Regions from separate parts of the Mus musculus genome. Here region 1 is linked to region 2. A link is a loop called in an ENCODE intact Hi-C map of the cell type or tissue named here. Cell type or tissue: left cerebral cortex. All regions are shown on one strand. Links, peaks and the distances in the headings refer to the core of each region. The heading gives the core; the rest is flanking DNA.

Evidence for each region. Hi-C counts contacts between places; a loop is a spot of excess contacts. Peaks named below come from ENCODE experiments on the same cell type or tissue, not always from the same donor. Only the 100,000 strongest peaks of a DNase experiment are listed, where the experiment ranks them.
Region 1: it touches region 2 in a loop (2.2-fold over the local background); 10 of 42 quality-filtered maps call a loop at or near these places.

Annotation. Positions count from the first base shown.
Region 1 is chr10:41,299,768-41,308,467 of GRCm38, reverse strand. Fig4 (FIG4 phosphoinositide 5-phosphatase) reads left to right here and starts at 5,227. Exons shown (of 23, transcript NM_133999.1): 1 at 5,227-5,481. The coding sequence starts at 5,416. It overlaps Ak9 (adenylate kinase 9), which reads right to left and starts at 4,534. Exons shown (of 40, transcript NM_001370813.1): 1 at 4,463-4,534. In left cerebral cortex, for the core only: CTCF peaks have their summits at 4,189 (motif pointing left) and 5,618; DNase peaks (open chromatin) are centred at 4,237, 4,571 and 5,202; H3K4me3 peaks cover 2,161 bases; H3K27ac peaks cover 1,538 bases.
Region 2 is chr10:41,389,389-41,398,257 of GRCm38, reverse strand. Ak9 (adenylate kinase 9) reads right to left here. Exons shown (of 40, transcript NM_001370813.1): 25 at 5,516-5,776; 26 at 1,973-2,097. Among named protein-coding and RNA genes, the nearest start is that of Gm25626, 5.9 kb to the right of the region's middle. In left cerebral cortex, for the core only: a CTCF peak has its summit at 4,488; a DNase peak (open chromatin) is centred at 6,784.

The sequences.
Region 1 (8,700 bases), core at 701-8,700, 90 kb after region 2:
AGAGGGCAAAGACTGTTGAGAGAGATATTCACCCAGGGGAATTTAAACCAGATACGAGTTTGCAAATACTTCAGTTCTTTCACGGCAGAACACCACCTGCAGACTGAATTCATTGCCGGTAAAGTCCCTAAAAGCTTGTAAGAAACAGAAACCCACAGTAACTGAGATGGAAATGCTGGACCTGCTTTGGCAAATGGTTAGAGAAAGGCCTTAAAGGTTCACAGAACTGATAAGTTAGATTAAAATGACTATGAGGTCAGAGAATTCATTAGCATGCTGGGCTCTCTGGAATGGCAAGGGCTACTCCTTCAGTAATGCCACAAGAAACGAACATGCAAAGGTTCATTGCAGTGAATCAATGGTTGGGTTCGAGGCCTTTAGCTTCTGCTTCACTATCAGTATTAGATCCTCTCAGATATCCTGTTGTTGCCCTATGTCATTGAGGTCCTGTAGCTTTGGGTCTTCAGGACCAGCCCCTTACATGCTCCAGCAGTGCATAGATGGGGTAGATGTTGGGGTGAGGCGACTCAAAGCCCTGGATCTGGGCCTGGGTGGTAGCTGAGTTGGTCAGCCTGCCAGCTCCCCTGCTCTCCTGCCTCTTGGGGCTGGCTCTTCTGTGCCCACACCATCAGCGCTGGCTCTACCTCATGCAAGCTCCGCAGTGGTCTGCCACACTAATTCACTGAAGAGGAGGCTAGGAGTCCTCAAGAATGGACTGAGGACTCCACAAGTATTTACACGGGTGATGCCTTAGTTCTTTTCCAAGAGAGGCTTGTAACCATCAAGAGGAGAGCTGTGGGAACTGACATCTGTCTTTCTAGCAAGGACCGTTGGGTGGAGAGTCCTAACGCTGAGTGAAAGCTGCAGCAGCCCAATGAGAGATAAAACAGAGAACTGTGATAGAGTTAAGGCAGGTCTGGAAGGGCGAAAATAAGGTTCATAAATATGTATTCTGATCGCCCCACTCTCAGCCCTGTTATGTCTCTTATGTTTCTTTTTTAGGTCAAAACTGAGGTAGCACTCTCTGGGAACAGCTGTCAGAGAGAGAGGAACATCACAGGAGACTAGAGATATATCGATGCAAGCTGTAAATGCCACACGGCTAGAGTTTAGTTGCTCTGGCAAATAGCTTTGAAAAATAGCAATTGAGGTAAATGTTCCTATGAGCAGAGCCTTAAACAGAGTTTATAAGTCCTCAAACTGGTGGGAGACTCTGAATGGCTTTATCGGGGGCCCATAGGAGACGTTCAGAAGAGAAAAAGCCCATGATTGGACTTGTAAACCGCTTGCCAGATGCATTTAAAGGGAGATCTTCCCCACCACACTCTTGTGTAACGGCTTCCACTGAATGCAAGTGGGATCTGTAACTTGCTTTTCATGATTGTTTTATATTATATTTGACTTCATCTTAGCAGTTGAAGAGAGGCTAAGAAGTAAGCTGACATACTGTTGGAGGACCACACAGTTGGAACAGTGTTTGGCCTCCAGATGGGGAGTAGCCAACAGCTAAAGGAAACAGGAACCCCGGTCCTCTTGCCAGAGATGGATTTTCTCAATCATGGAATGGATTCTTAGTTTCTTGTGTGCGCCCTGACTTGTCAGCAAGAACGCACACGTTTATTGGGAGAGCTTGATTGCAGAGGCGAAGAGACCCCAAGCCCAGAACTGGTGCTGCTTATATAGGCCTAGGAGAGGCGTGTCTCACACCCGGATTGGTTGTGCTTGGGTTATGCTTACCACCTCATTTGCATGCCTACATCTGATTGGTTAACTTCTCTCTCATCTGATTGGTTAATTTTGGTTAATCCTCAAAACCTCATCTTGGCAAAAAAAACCTTTTCTGCCTATGTATGCGTGGTGGCCAGCAGAAGCCAGCACCACCCTGCAACGGCACATGTGGCTTCCCACATTAGTTGTCTCTCCAGTGGAAAGTCAATTTCAGTTAACACCTGATTGCAGAGGACCCCTCTGATCTATGCCAGGGACCCTGGCAATGGAAACTGTGAGATAATAAACATTTTAAGATGTTCAATTTGTAGCAATCTGTTCTGCAGCATAGAAAACGAATTCCACTCACAAAGCATACACCTGTGAAGATGTACTGAACAAACAGGTGAGCAAGATGATTATCCAGTAGATGCCTGCCAGTCTTTCTTGGCTCCTCCTAGTTCCTAATGGTTCCTAAATGGAAAAACTATGGTGGCAGGGATGAAGTGGCTAAGACTATGCCATGATTTAGTAAGGTTCCTTCACAGTAGTCGCTACAACCGATGTTCTACATCTCCACAGAGATGAGGCTAAGACTTTGGTATGATACAATCTCTTGAGGAGCAAGAACTCTTATCATTGACAGACTGGCTATACAGGATTCTTCCCACTGTGAGGGACCAGTGACATGGGGGTGGGGGAAGGTGAGTGTGCCTTCCCTATCTGTAGTCTGTAGGCCAGCACAGCTAACAAATGGTTGGGCTGTCTCATTTATCATCACGAAGCTCATATAATATTGCATTAAATCAAAGGATTTTCTTTACAGTAAAGATTGTAAGATGCGTGTGTAAATGTGAGATTTACTTTTTCTACCACACACATCCCAGCTCACTTAGAAGTCACTGGTGTGTTGGACAGACCTCTCAAAGGTCCTGGTACAGCACTTTTTAGTATTGTACGGGATAGAGACAGCCAGTGTACTTCAAAACTAGAAAAATGCTTTGAGCCAAGAAACAGGAGAAGTGGATCTTATCCCCACCACCTTGTGGTTGACCTGGGCAATTGTGATTGATTTGGGAAATTTCTCACAGTTTTAGACTCTGGTGATAGCAGACTGGATTTGTTTGCTAGGAGAGATGGTTGTATCAAGGATCTCAGTCAAGGTTTTTCAAAACTAAAACGATTGTTATCAACTGGTCCCTTTCGGGCCCCACAAGTCCATGAGGAGTTGTACTGGCAGGGGAGGCAGGTTTGGTATGATAGAGTTGGGATTGCAAAGGTAATCTTAAACTCAGGATTCTCTGGGATGTATATTCATGCCATGACACAGGGATGGAAGCAGGGCAAGCAGCTTAGACTCACATTAGTTTTGACCAAGAGTAAGGAAGACCTAGAAATGTTAGAGATGGAGATGAGTGAGCGGTTAGAGACCTGGGGTTTTGCAGCTGACCTCATTAACTTCTCGAGTTACTGTCTTCAGGGACTGGTGATGGGCTGGGCTGGTGTGACCTTGGTGTGGGGACAGTGGGTGTGAGTGGTTACAGGGTGGAGTACAGCAGATCTCTCCTCATGCATGTCAGGCAACTTTTCTAGGTCACTGCTGGACTTTTGGATACCAGCATGTGGGCTCTGTCCATGAACTTCCTCCAGCTGCCACGTCCCCTCTGTTTGAGCTCAGGCAAATTGGAAGTTCCAAGACACCGAGCTCTGCCTAGCAGGCTTCAACCAGTAATACACGGGAGTTGGCGAGTAAACACAACGTCCCTCCCCGCCTGCTCCCCCGAAAGGGAATGGTTCCAAGGTATGTACTCCCCATTTCCCAGTGAGTTTAGCTGACAGAGAAGCTTGTGTGACAATACCCCCTTTTCCAAGAGCCCCTCCCTGCCCAGCTTCTGTTCCTGGGATCACCCTTATAGAAACAACTTGGCACATTTGTTTGTTATCAGTTTGGCTCCTGGGTGATGTAAACTAAGAAAATTCTCAAAGGGAAGTGCTCCATTGTAGTATAAAATAATAATGGAAAACAATATTTGAAAATCAGAACTATTTATTTTTAAAAAGTGACTTTCCTAAACCAAAATGCTCTGCAGATGTTTAGCTTGCATTGGGAAGAGCTGGTTTCCATTGTGAAATGGAAAAGTTAAAAGATGCAGTTCAAGATGGAGATAAGTGGATCTCTGGGGCTTGCTGGCTTAGCCTCTGGCTTACACGCACACGCACGTACCCCCCCACCCCCCCACCAGCATAAAATGCCATAACTGAGACTCCTGCCCTCTTTCTTTCTAGTTTCTCAATAAAAAAGATATATCAAACTGAAACAAAACCAATAATAGATAATAGATAATCATACTCTAAAAACCTTGTAACGTCCTGCCTTGAATCTACAGCAAACTTTAATATCCTCTTCAGCTATTTGTTTGTATTTTAATAATTACCTTTTTCTTTTCAGTATGAGAGCCCTCTAGCGGTGAATTCTGGAATATAGCGAGGGGTCCCTGTGAAACCTAGCACTTCCTGCCTGTGCTACTTTAGCGGCCACTGTTACCCTTTGGGGCAGGCAAGTCTTTAGTCCGCATTTGTGAGATAAATACCTTAGCTAAAAGGAGAACTGGTTTTGAAAAGTCGATTTATGAAGAGATCGTGGTTTAACTTTGCAAGAAAAGCAACTGGTGTGGGGTCCCCGCCGGAAGTGTACTTTCCTGCAACTGATGGCAAAATGCACCCAGAATGTGGACAATTCCCTGCCTCTGCTTACCTGTGGACCGGGGACGCGACAGCAGCTATCTTCTGAGGCTCTACTGAGGCTCTAGGTAGCTGTTAGGCGGTTGCCTTGGAAACCTGTGGGCGGCGTGCAGAGCCTCTTGGAGGGCGGGGCCTCGGGAGGTGGAGCTGTAATTCAAAGTGAATTCTTAAGCCTGTGTTTAAATGTAGTCATAATTATAAAACACCTTTCCCAAAGTGTAGAGGTGACCAACAGAGCGAGTGCATATATTACCTACTTATGCCCAGACAGCAAACGCGAAAACCTTATCTTAACTAGAACTGACTCTTAACAGCAGCGCGCTCGCCCTACACAGCACGGTCCCTTTTAGAATTCAGACCGTTAGCCTCACACATAAAATGTGCAAATACCAAAGGCGCCACATTTATGTAATTAAGAAAGATTTGTGGGCCATACAGCCACAATATTAACTTTATTGACTTTCGTGGAGATAAAATAGGCGACAAAACAGGGGAAAATCACAGGCATCCAGGAGACAGGTTTCGGGAAAATAAAGAGTATATAGGAAGAAACAGACCAATTACAACACGGAGAAACCGCTCCAAAAGGAGAACCCAATCATCTGATTTCTTTTCTTTAAAGGTCAACATAAGTCAGGTTCTTTTTCTTTCTTTCTTTTTTTTTTTTTTGCCTGCCCTTAAGAAAGATGGCACCCTTAGCGTCCGCCCTCAGCAACCCCGTGATCCTGTAGCCCCGCCCCTCCGGTTTGGGCTGGGCTGGTTGGGAGGCGGGGCTGAGGGAATCCGGAAGCAGCCGGCGAGCCCGCTGCTGAACGTTTGGTGTTCTGACACTGTTTTTGTCAGCTGTGTCTGGTGTGCTGGAGGTCTGCGGGGTCTCCTCGCTCTGTCTCCAGGGGGAACCCCGCCGCTGTCACGACCTGGGCCGCGGCCTGGTGCCCTGTGGCGGGGCCGCCATTGGCTGGAGCCATGCCCACGGCCGCTGCCCCCATCATCAGCTCGGTCCAGAAGCTGGTGCTGTATGAGACCAGAGCTGTGAGTACCCACAACGACGGGACGGGGCGGGAGGACTGCGCTGCGGGGATCGGGGCACCCTGTGGGGTCGTCGGGAAGAGGCAGCACCCCGTACTCCCTCCTCTCCTCCCAGCGCCGCTGCAGGCTCGGCCGCCAGGGCCATGCAGTCAAGCACTGGATGGTTTGCAGGTCTGTCTTGCTTAGGAACATGTGGCTGGCTGGAAGAAGTGCGTGCAGACAGGTGCTGTGGCACACAGGAACTGCACACAGCTTCTGAAAGAGTTCCTCTTTTCTGCTTTCCCATAATCTTGAAGTTCTTGAGTCCACTCCTTACAGTAAAGTCAGGGGGTATGAAAAAAAATGTGAACTTGGCCCAGGTAGCTTCTATTTTGCGATTTCATGGTATACTATCACCGTGATTGGTCTTAATCACATGCACTGTTTTGCTGGGATTCGAGGTTCTGTGACCCGGACGCATCTGTTAATAGTTCTCTGGCTTGCAGAGCGGTGCTAATAGAACTTATTTTTTTCTCATTTCTGTGCTTGGGAAACAAAGTTGCTATAGTGTGGTTTATCTGAATCTGGCCTTCACTATGATATTAGGGTGTGAGTATCTCGTTTGGTATATTCAGTGAACTGTGGCTAGTCTTCAATAGGAGAGTAAATAAACTGTCACATGGGAATTTTAGCCCACCGGTAAGCTGAGCATTCTGAGGCCCTGGCTGAGATGCTATTCTTTATAAAACAGAATTTCTTTTCCCACAAGTCTTCAGTGGCACCCATGAAAACTCGGTTGCTGAGGACGACAAACCCTGTTAGAAATTTTATTTAATTTAATTTATTTGTGTGTGTGTGTAGTGCATGTACATGTGTGTGGGTATGTGTGCCCACGTGGAGGAGTTTGGAGGCCAGGGGTTGACCCTAGATGTCTCTCATTAAATCTGGAGCTTCCCATATTGCTAGACTGGCTGGCCAATGAGTGTCCCTCGCCCAGGCTCTACCTGTCTATACGCCGCACCCCCAACCCTGGGGTCAGAGATGTGTTATTGTGTGGGGCTTTCAGTGGGCCCTGGGAATCTTTACCCACTAAACCAAGTTTCCACACCAGTGTTTTATTTTGATGAAATTTAACTTAACTATATGTGTGTGTGTGTGTGAGAGAGAGAGAGAGGGAGAGAGTATAGGATAGTATCAAAATCATAATCTTCCTGTCTTGACCTCCCCAGTGCTAGATTTATAAACATGGGCAAGATTTTCTGACCCTTATTTTCAGTGTGTGTGTGTGTGTGTGTGCTTACTGCTTTTCATGTTCTTTGCTTGTTCCCAGGCCATGATGATATTTTGCTTTGTCTCACTGAAAAGATTCACAGTTTTAGCCTTTATGTTATCATGTTTTATATTAAATTCATTTATAATATAGTTAGGGCTACTATTGCTGTGATGAAACAAATATGACTAAAGAAACTTGGAGCCGGGCGTGGTGGCGCACGCCTTTAATCCCAGCACTCCGGAGGCAGAGGCAGGCGGATTTCTGAGTTCAAGGCCAGCCTGGTCTACAAAGTGAGCTCCAGGACAGCCAGGGCTATACAGAGAAACCCTGTCTCGAAAAACCAAAAAAAAAAAAAAAAAAAAAGAAACTTGGGAAAGAATTTATTCAGCTTATACACCCACATCATTGCCCATTACTGAAGGAAGTCAGGACAGGAACCCAAACAGGGCAGGAACATGGAGGCAGGACTGATGCAGAGGTCATGGATGGGTGATGCTTACTGGCTTGCTCTTCAAGGCTTGCTAAGCCTGCTGTCTTATAGACTCCAGGAGCCATCAGCTCAAGGATAACACCATCCACAGCAGGCTGAGCCCTCCCCCATCTATCACTAGTTAGAAAGTGTCCTACGTCTGGATTTTATGGAGGCATTTTCTCAACTGAGGTTCCTTCCATTCATATGACTCTAGCTTGTGTCAAGTTGATATAAAACTTGCCAGGACAACTAATGCAGGTCTTACGTGACTTACCTATTGCAACAAGTTACCCCCCAGGTTAGTGGATCTAGATAGTAATTTCAGTAGACTGAGAGTCTGATCGGATCTGCCTGAAGGTCTCAGAAGTTACAGTTGAAATGTCACCTGTGGTGCAGTCACCTGGAGGCTTAGATGCCAAGGACCAGCCTCAGCCTGGAGACGGGTTCTGAGAGAAGGGGTGTCTGGAAGCAGTGAAAAGAAGGACAAGAGAAAGTCAGATTGTGGATCCAAGTTGTGTTCTGCTTGATCCAGTTTTCCAGGCTGCTGTGTTCCGCTTTCTCCCTGGAGATCTCTTTGTCTATATTCTAAGAGACCTCTCTGTCCATGCTCTTCTTGCTTGTGTGTGTGTGTCTCCATCCGTCTTTCACTCTGTCTCTCTCTGTATGTGTGTCTATATATTTATCTGTTCTCCAAGCAGTTCTTTTTATCCTAAATTCTCTGGATAGCTCATCTCCTGTAGAACACAAAGTCCAGTCTTATTTTACATAGCAATCCAGTCATTTACTCTAATTCTTAAGAGACAGCAAGCATACATTTTTTTCCCCTAATGTAGCAAAAGAATTCAGAGATCTGTCTGCCTTTGTTAAGCACAAAAGATCTAGTTGGGTGGGACCTTGCCCTGAAATTACAATTTCTACCACTCGTGGGCCTAACCTTGCTCTGTCTGACCTTGAACTTGCTCTGCCTGCCTTTGTATCTCTCTGACAAGCTGGCTCATAGTGTACCTGCCTTTGGTCTTTAGATTCATGAAACCCCTCATACTTCATATTGTATCCTTATATTTTGCATAGTTGAATATATATATCACTCATGTATTTAGAGCTCTTTTCTGCAGCCTTAAGGGCTGTCCTGAAGGTCCCAGAATTTTCCATTTTGCTGAGACATTAGCCACACCTTCACCTCCTGGACTTATGCTGTCAGATCATCATGGAGTCACTTGCTCTGGGCAAGCCCCCGAGGGTCTTCTTTCTTGTTCTTGGTTCATTTTGAAGTAGCAGAGGGGGAAGAACATCGGTGAGGGTAATATGTCTTATGAGATATTTAGGGTTGTTGTACAATAAGAAAATGTTTACCTCTTGTCTTAGTTAGGGTTTTACTGCTGTGAACAGACACCATGACCAAGGCATCTCTTATAAGGATGACATTTAATTTGGGGTGCTTACAGGTTCAGAGGTTCAGTCCATTATCATCAAGGCAGGGACATGGCAGCATCCAGGC
Region 2 (8,869 bases), core at 444-8,443:
CACTGCACAATGAGATCTCATCTCAACAAACAAGAAACCAGCAGGAAAACCAAGCAAACAAAGAATAAAATCTTGGCTAAGTATTTGATGCTTAGGATATACAGCATCTTCCATGTTCCTCAGACATGTGGTGATAGTGCTGAGGTCAGCACTGTGGATAAAAATGGAACGCAAAAGGGCAACAGCATTCTTAGGACCATTTCAAGAATTATTGAAAATTCTGTCCCAATCCTAAGTCAAAATTCCTCGGATGACTTTTCATGAAAACCAACTCATCAACTCAAACAGCAAACCTTAAAATTAAATCCTCTAACAATGCAACTCTGATGCTGTTGTGCTCAAGAGCAACAGGAGACTATCAAGTCTTTGCTTTCCGTTAAGCCATTGTGTTTCTATGAGAGCTGAAAGCATTGCATGTGCCAAAACCACTGCAGTTCATGGCACATACTAGCTGTGTGTGTGTGTGTGTGAGAGTGTGTGTGTGTGTATGTGTATGCCTGTGTGTGTTTGAGTGTGTGTGTGTATGCCTGTGTGTGTATGCCTGTGTGTGTTTGAGTGTGTGTGTGTGTATGCCTGTGTGTGTGTGTATTAAAAATATCCTTTACTGTTGCCAAACTTTCTGTGATTCCTACACTGGAATTTTTATATGATTCTGTTTCTATCAACCCAGAGTTCAAGAAGCAGGGGCAGACATGATATTTGTTTTCTTCAAAGTGTATAAAACTGGATTAAAATAATATTTGTGCTTGTAATATAAAATTGCAGTTATCTTGCTGATAACTAATAGTTGGAAGCTTATTAAAAGTCCAAGTTCTCGGCTCAGGAGAAGAACCTAGCCTAAGGAAAGTGTTGCCTTTGAAGAGCCCTCATGACGCTCCCTCCGTGCTTTTGCCATGCACCTTCCTCCAGCGTCTCCTTATAGCCAATGACAATGACTCATGTGTCTATTCTTCCTCAGATGACACAACTTTTAGGGCCATGGGAATAATTGGAAGGCTGATACATTTCAGTAAAGTATTTATAACGTAGCTGCTAGATATCAGTGCATGTCTTTCCAGTTAGTTCTTCACGTGTCCAGCTCTCTATCATATTATGATATATATCTGCATCTTTTAAAATTTAGTATCATATACTATAACATGACATTGTAAAGCTTTATCCTAGAAAAATGTGTTGGCTGTGTAATACTCAATACTTAGATTTTACAGTGAAACTTTTTACAGCAAATTGAATGTACGTTATATATCTCTATACAGATATCTATATTGTTTTTAATTCATATTACACATTTTAAAAATGATTTATTTACTTACTTTTATTTTCTTTGTGTGTGTTTTATCTGAATGTTTGTATATGTGCTATGATGCCAGACAACCTGGAACTGGGGTTACAGATGACTGTGGGCACCTTGTTCTATGTACCAAATTTTTAATATGATTAAATGCTAAAAGTATCTAATACAGATGAGAGAAGTGACTGTGATAACATGATTAATTTTCACATATGCTAAGTAAGTTGACCTGAATTAATTATAGTTACTCTTCTGGTAGGAAAATGGGGAGTGATTTAAACTCCAGTGATCTGAAGACTTGTCCCATGTGGGACAGGACTGTTGTAGGTATTTGCTAATGGGCTAAGGTAACTAGTGGTCATGACTGCAATCATTACAAGGACATAGGAGGGAAGAGCCCAGTGTAGCATGTGGGTATGTGAACTTAGAAAACTGTTCTCGACTATGGCTGTGCACTAGAATCACCGGGGACCATAAAAAGTGCTGGTGTCTGGGTCCTGGTCTCATAGATTTGGGATAGGTCTCTGGCACCAGTATTTTTCAGAAGCACAGATGTTTTAATGTATAGTTTATATGGATGAGTAAGAGTAAATTCTCACTTATAAATCAGACTGAGTTTTACCATTAAGAGCAAAGGAAATAGAATCAGTAAGAAACATGAGCCCTTGTGTATGAACGCACCGTATTGGTTCTTTAAGCCACCACTCAGAAAGAATGGAGTCTAGAATTTCTGAAGGCAGGGGCTCATTGTCAGTTAGACTCAACTTGATTGCTTCTTCTTCCTCTGTGAGTTGTACATCTGGAAGCTAAAGGCAGAAGTTAGACAGTAAGAGACTCTTAAGCTCAGTCTTGACAAGCAGTGCTATTTACAACTGATTAGAATGAGACTTTTGTTTTTCTCTGCCATTACTTTTGATACTGCTACTTGTAACCATTTTAAAACATGACTTCTGAGTGCCAGTGTATAATATGATTAGATACCAAGTAGCACCTAATGTAGCTAAGAGAAGTCACTATGAGAACATGACTGACTTTCACATATGGCTCCAGGGTCACAATGTGTCATATTTTGCCCCAAACCTGCTTGATTCATACCACACACCTGTTGTGGATTTGGTTTAACACTTGTATTATGTTCATTGGGTTCTCAAAATTGCACAAGAATCCTGCATGTGAGATGCTGAGGGGTTCCTGCTCCCAGTTGGTTTCAATTGGTATATAAAGTTTCCAGAGGCCAATGGTTGGGCAAGGAGACAGAGACAGGACTTTAGGATTCAGGGGCAAGGGGAAGAGTACAAACATATTAGAGCCGGGAAAAAGCAGCCCCAGCTGGGTCTGGGATGGCCAGGGTGGAATATAGGTTTTAGTAAGAATTCAGGTATATCAAAGGGGAGAGTGTGTTAGCTGCATGGATGTTAGGGAGTGGCCCAGCCATTGAGCAGCTTAGGGCATATTAAATATAGGCTCTCTCTCCTCTCTCTCTCTCTCTCTCTCTCTCTCTCTCTCTCTCTCTCTCTCTCTCTGTGTGTGTGTGTGTGTGTGTGTGTATGTGTGTCTTTCATTTGGGAATCTAGAACACTGTTGTAGGTAGTGAGGAACTTGTGCCTGGTGTCCACAGAGTCCAGAAAAGGGCATTGGATTCCCTGGGACTGCAGTTATAGATGGCTGTGAGCCACCATGTAGATACTTGGATCATCTACACTGTTAGAAGCAAAAAGTTCTCCTAGCCACTGAGCCATTTTCCAGGTTCTGTAATGGAACTATTCTTGTTGAATACTTTTACCATCAAAAATTCTGAAAATGAGTACGGTTCTGATAAACTTTTGCTTTCTAGGAAGCAGGCTTGATATCTTATTATGTAGAGTAAAACTCCTTAATGTTCCTCCAGAGATGTCAGACAATTCAAGAAAAAGAAAAAAAACCAACAATAATAACAAGACTCAGCATGAACTGATCATCCACAGAGAATATGAAAACCTGGGTCAGTGTACATTACATTTATTGACTACCATTTTCTCTCTGACTACACAATACACAGGCAAACATTTAAATCATGTCTGAGGACCTGCCTTGTGACCTACTGAGATACTACATGTCACTCTCAAAGTTGCACAGTCTCTTTGTTATGTGTAACTGTGTGTGGGTCCATTTGAGGGGCTCATTTAAGAGGAAAATTGCTTCATTGTATAAGAAATGGTTTAAAGGAGGTTGAGAGGTGGCTCAGTGGTTAAGAGCACTGACTGCTCTTCCAAAGGTCCTGAGTTCTTATCCCAGCAACTACATGGTGGCTCACAACCATCTGTAATGAGATTGGATGACCTCTTCAGGTGTGTCTGAAGACAGCTACAGTGTACTGACATATAATAATAAATAAATCTTTAAAAAGAAAGAAAGAAAGAAAGCAAGAAAGAAAGAAAGAAAGGAAGGAAGGGTTTAAAAAAAAGAATTAGAATCCAGAAGTTTCTTTTCACAACCCTGGATTGAAAGCATTTAATATATATACATATTTCTATTAGACCTCACTAGATATTATTAAATTAATATTAGTAAATTATTAAATTAATATAAAATATTAATATTTTAAAATCTCCAATGGCAACAGAGCACTTTTAAAAAAATAGTATTTGACAGAAAAAAATTAACAATAGTGGGAAACCTTACATTATAAGTCAGACTCACCAGACAAAATGTCCCCAGTAAACGCTACACTGCATTCAGTGAGGAGACATTTTCCTGACTTTTGTCAAAATCATGTAAGACTCAGTATTTCATATGCTAGGGGAAAAGATGGCTTATAGTTCACATCGGACGGAGAGGGGGAATTTTATGCCGACTTTTCTGCCTCAGAGCTCTGTAGTTTGAATATTACTTGGATTGTATAAAAGGCACATACATGCTGATTTCAGAGAGCAGGTCAGCTCCTCACTTGAGCTCACAGGTTAATGGGGAGGACAGAGCTTTTCGTCCCTGCTGTCACTTTGCACCAGTCACCTGACATGGGCTGTGCTCCTCACTCAGAGGGTCTACTTAGACATGTACTATCCAACCTACCCACGTCCATTCCCCTTCATGGAGAGATCACACAAAAATAAGGGAGGCATCTTATTTTCAACCTTTTACAATGTTCTTTTCTAGACTCCACAGAGGTCCCTAAATGTCATTGTCCTAAATCTACAGTCATCTTGGATTTAGGGTACAGATTTCAACCAGCAGGGGGCTTATTCACCCTGCTCTCCCGGGAAGTGTGGCCATCTCTAGCAGTGTCCCCTCAAGCAGCAAGGATTCTTTGGAGCCTCTTGCAGAAACAAAGCTGAGACAATGTTACCACACTCTGACCAGGACTGCTTAAACCATGTGTGTCAGCAGAGATGAACTTGGGATCACTGGACTCTGGATTGGATCTGTGCACACCCACTGAATCTTCCCCTTCGGTTTCTCCTGTGACTCATTTCTCTAGTGGGCATCCCTGGACAGCGACTGAGTCTAGCCTACCCAGGCTGCTGTAGTCAGGGGTGGGGGTGGGGAGATGGGGGTGGGGACTATAAACCAGTTTCAGCAGCCAATATAGCAGCCCTCTGGGCATCACCAGGGTTACTGTTAAACCTGAAAATTGTGAGGGGAAAGACCACAACCATGGGCTAGGATGCAGTGTTATATTTTGATTGGGTATGCTAATTAGGTGAACCAAAGGGGGCTTTTGATTGCTGGATTTCAATGCTTTGATAGCTGGATGTTGGTAGTCAGCCTCTGGAGGAGGAAGTGGCCATATAAGGGAATAGACCCTGAGGGCTACTTTTAGGAACATTATCGAATGATTTTTAGCAAGGCAGAGGGAGTGGGGAGAAGGTCTAGGCCAGAATCCCTTCACACAATTGTATAATTCAAAGCAAGCATCACTTAATATTGGCCAGGAAGATGGACCCAGCTAGGTCCATATCTAGGATTCCTGAATTAGGCATTCACAGAGGCAAATTCCACAAGGCTATTGTACTTCCTGCCTTCGTTCAATGGGGGCAAGCATACATTCTCTCGTACTTCCTGCCCTATTACCGAGCCTGGCACCCTGGCCAAGCATATCCTGTGCAGTTGGGGCAGCTACCCTTGTTTACTCAAGTGAAGACACTTGGCTTGTTGTCTTCTGTGAACGACAGCCCCCAGCATTCCAGGCAGTTGTCTGTCCTTGGGCACGTGGGGGCGCACAGGCCAACCTTAGCCCTTTATTACCTGCTTCTTTGTAGTGTCCTCTTCAATCTTCACATTTGCCTGAGCTGCAAGCTCTTCAAGTTCTTGCTTCACCAATTGCTCCTCCTCGGAATCATCCTCAAATTCAGGTCCAAATTTCCTTTCAGCCTTGAGCAGCATTTTTTCTTGGAGAAATTCATCAAACTGAATGTGAAAAATGCCAAAGTTTTCTGCCAGCTTTCTTGCACACACAGTTTTGCCAGAGCCGTGAGGACCCAGAAGACAAATCCTTAGCGGAGGAGCCTGGCACAGAGGGTGGGGGCGGGGAAGGAAAAGAAGCTTTGAGTAATTAGCCTGGTTCATACCTGGTTCACAGTATTCAGGCATTCTGAGACCAGAGCTGCATACGGAGACCTCATCTCAAAGAAAACAAAACTAAGCAATCAGAAACAAAATAATTTCCCCTCCCCACCACAAAAGCAGAAAACAAAACAAAAACAAAAAAAGAAGAGGAAGAGAAGACTTTTTAAAGAAAGTAATTTTTAAACTTTATTTTATGTGTTTGAGTGTTTTACCTGCATGTATATGTGTGCAGCGTGTGAGTGCCTGGTGCCTGAGGAGGTCAGAAGAGGGCAACAGATACCATGGACTAGGAGCTAACAGACGCTTGCTTGGGAGTCACCAGGTGGGTGCTGAGAATTGAACCCAGCTTCTCTGAAAGAGCAACAAGAGCTCTCAACTGAACGAACTATCTGAATTCGTCTTTTTCCAGAGTTTATTTTTAGGAGTGTGTGTGTGTGTAAGTGTAAGTGTGTGTAAGTGTGGGTGTTTGAGGAGTTCAGAAGACGGTTTGGAAACGTTGCAGCTGGAATTATAGGTGGTTGTGAGTCATCTAAGATGCTAATAATCAAACTCAGGTCCTCTGCAAGAGCAGTCTGTGGTTTTAACTGCTTGACCCTTCTCTAGAGCCTCCTATAGACAGGAATTTTTACTTCACAAATTCAGTTATGTTTAAGCATCAGGATACCAGTGAACATAATTCACTGTGCCAAAAATAGCCTTTAGGAATGAGAATGGCCTTCACATTATCCTGCCATGTAAGCCAAAAGGCAGTTAATGAAAAGTAGCTTTACTTAAAAAAATATGTTTATGTTAATAAGGAACAGAAAGATTCTTAGCATGAGTAAAAAGGATCTCTCTACCAAAAAAAAAAAAAAAAAAAAAAAGTCTGTTCGGAGTGGAACTGCGAAGATGTTGCCACCAACGCGACACTGATGCCCACATTGTGATTCCACAGTGTGATGTCCACACAGAAGCTGAAGAAGCTAGAAGCCAGTTTTCACAGTGTCATATGATCATCTGCTGTCTGTGAGGTGGTCAGGGACAATGGTGACAGTAGTGAGTGTAGGGAAATGACAGTAATGTCCAGTAAAGGACAGTGAGAAGGGGAAGGTAGTGCTGTACTTGGTTAGTCTGGGCCTCAGAGAAACAGAAGGCACTGACGGCCGAGGAGGAGAAGAATAGCTCCATAATCTATTTGTTTCTGTGACAGAGGAGGCCTGCGACGTAGCTTGGCTGACAGAGTGCTTGCCTAATGTGCACAACACCCTGCCTGGGTTCAATTACTAGTACAGCAATAACTCACTGTGATGGTGCCCGCCGGTGAGCCCAACACTTGGGATGTAGTGGCCATCTTTGGCTGTATAGAAATTCAAAGGCCATCTTGGGAGACAGGAGACCTTGTCTCAAAGAATAACAATAACAACAACAACAACAACACAACACGTAGAAAACACTATGAAGCTCCAAGATTCTGGGGACCTTCATGGTAAGTGTGTACAGTGTATCAAATACAACAAAGTAGAAAGGCTCAGGGTAAGGGCAAATTTAAGAACACCAAGAACAAAGAGAAGAAATTATTTGTTTCCAGATTATTAAACCCCCCCCCAAAAAACCCAAAAAACAACCAACAACAAAAAAAAAAAAAAAACGAGAGAGAGAGAGAGTATCCACCAAAGAACGATTCTCAGCCTAGCAATACTAGATGCTAACACACAAGAAGGGGCCAACCTTAGTATTCAGGAGGAAAAATGATACACAGTCTAGAAACCTATGTGACCCAAACTGCCAAACACATTGGGGACACCAGGTAGGAAGGACAGTCCCACAAAACAGGGAGATGTAAATAAACGTTGATTCTGCCTTGGCTTGTTCCTTTAAGTTCTGCGTTAGCATCTGGATTGCATGCTGGGAGATCGTTGATCACTCCCATGGATTCAACCATCCTTGGTTTTCCTCAAGGGCTTTCCATCTTTGGCTCAAGCTCTGGACTCTGATAGACTTAAGTCAACTGATTCGTCATTGGAGGAAAACAATGGAAAACAAGGATGCTGGATGGCAAAAATAATACAAGGAAATATGGCTCTCTCTACTTGATAGACAGGGCCGCCTGGCACCCAGAAGGTGTTCAGACAGCTGACCTGGGACAACCGTGCTCCTTGCAAGCCCAAAGTGTTTTATGTTTCATAAGAGGGTGAGGAATTAAAAAGGGTGGTGTGGCTTAGGGGTAGGTTTCCTGTGTGCAGACCTCAGCAGATCCCACAGGATGGCAGGAGAGAAACAACAAACACCTCACTAGCCTGTTTGTGATGCTGAATATCAGGTAAAAAAGACATAGGGTGAGTGCTGGCCTGACACAGGCATTACTGTGTGTTGAGGTCTGGTCTGTTGCCATGCATTGTAATACTGGCCCTGGCTGCTTCAGGGATAAGGGGATCCTCAAGTATACCAAGTGATGCTGTGTACCCCCTACCCCCCGCCACGCCCCCAAGTTATCCTTGGGCAATAAAGATACCTACAGCCTGGGCTGGAGAGATGGCTCAGAGGTTAAGAGCACCAACTGCTCATCTGAAGATCCTATCAACCACATGGTGGCTCACAACCATCCATAATGAGATCTAATGCCCTCTTCTGGTATGTCTGAAGACAGTTACAGTGTACTTACATATAATAAATAAATACATGGTTTTGTTGTTGTTGTTGTTTTAAAGATGCCTACAGCCTATAACTGGGTAGAAGAGAGGTGGGCAGGGTTTCAGTTCCCAGGGCTGGGGTCTGAGGCAGGACCATGAGAAAGGAGAAGAAAGTAGAGAGAGAAGACACCATGGGGGAGGTGATTCATGAAAACATGGCCACAAGGGCCAGCCAATTGGAGTTAAAAGCAGCCCAGATGGAACATGTCAAGTTATAACTTGGGGTCATCGATAGAGAAGTAGACACTAATAGCTTAGAGGGTAGATATCTGCCCAGCTCTTGTGTTTTAAAGGCTTATTACAAATATATACGTTTTGTGTCTTTTATCTGGGAACTGGATAATCAAAGGTGGGGCAGAAATGC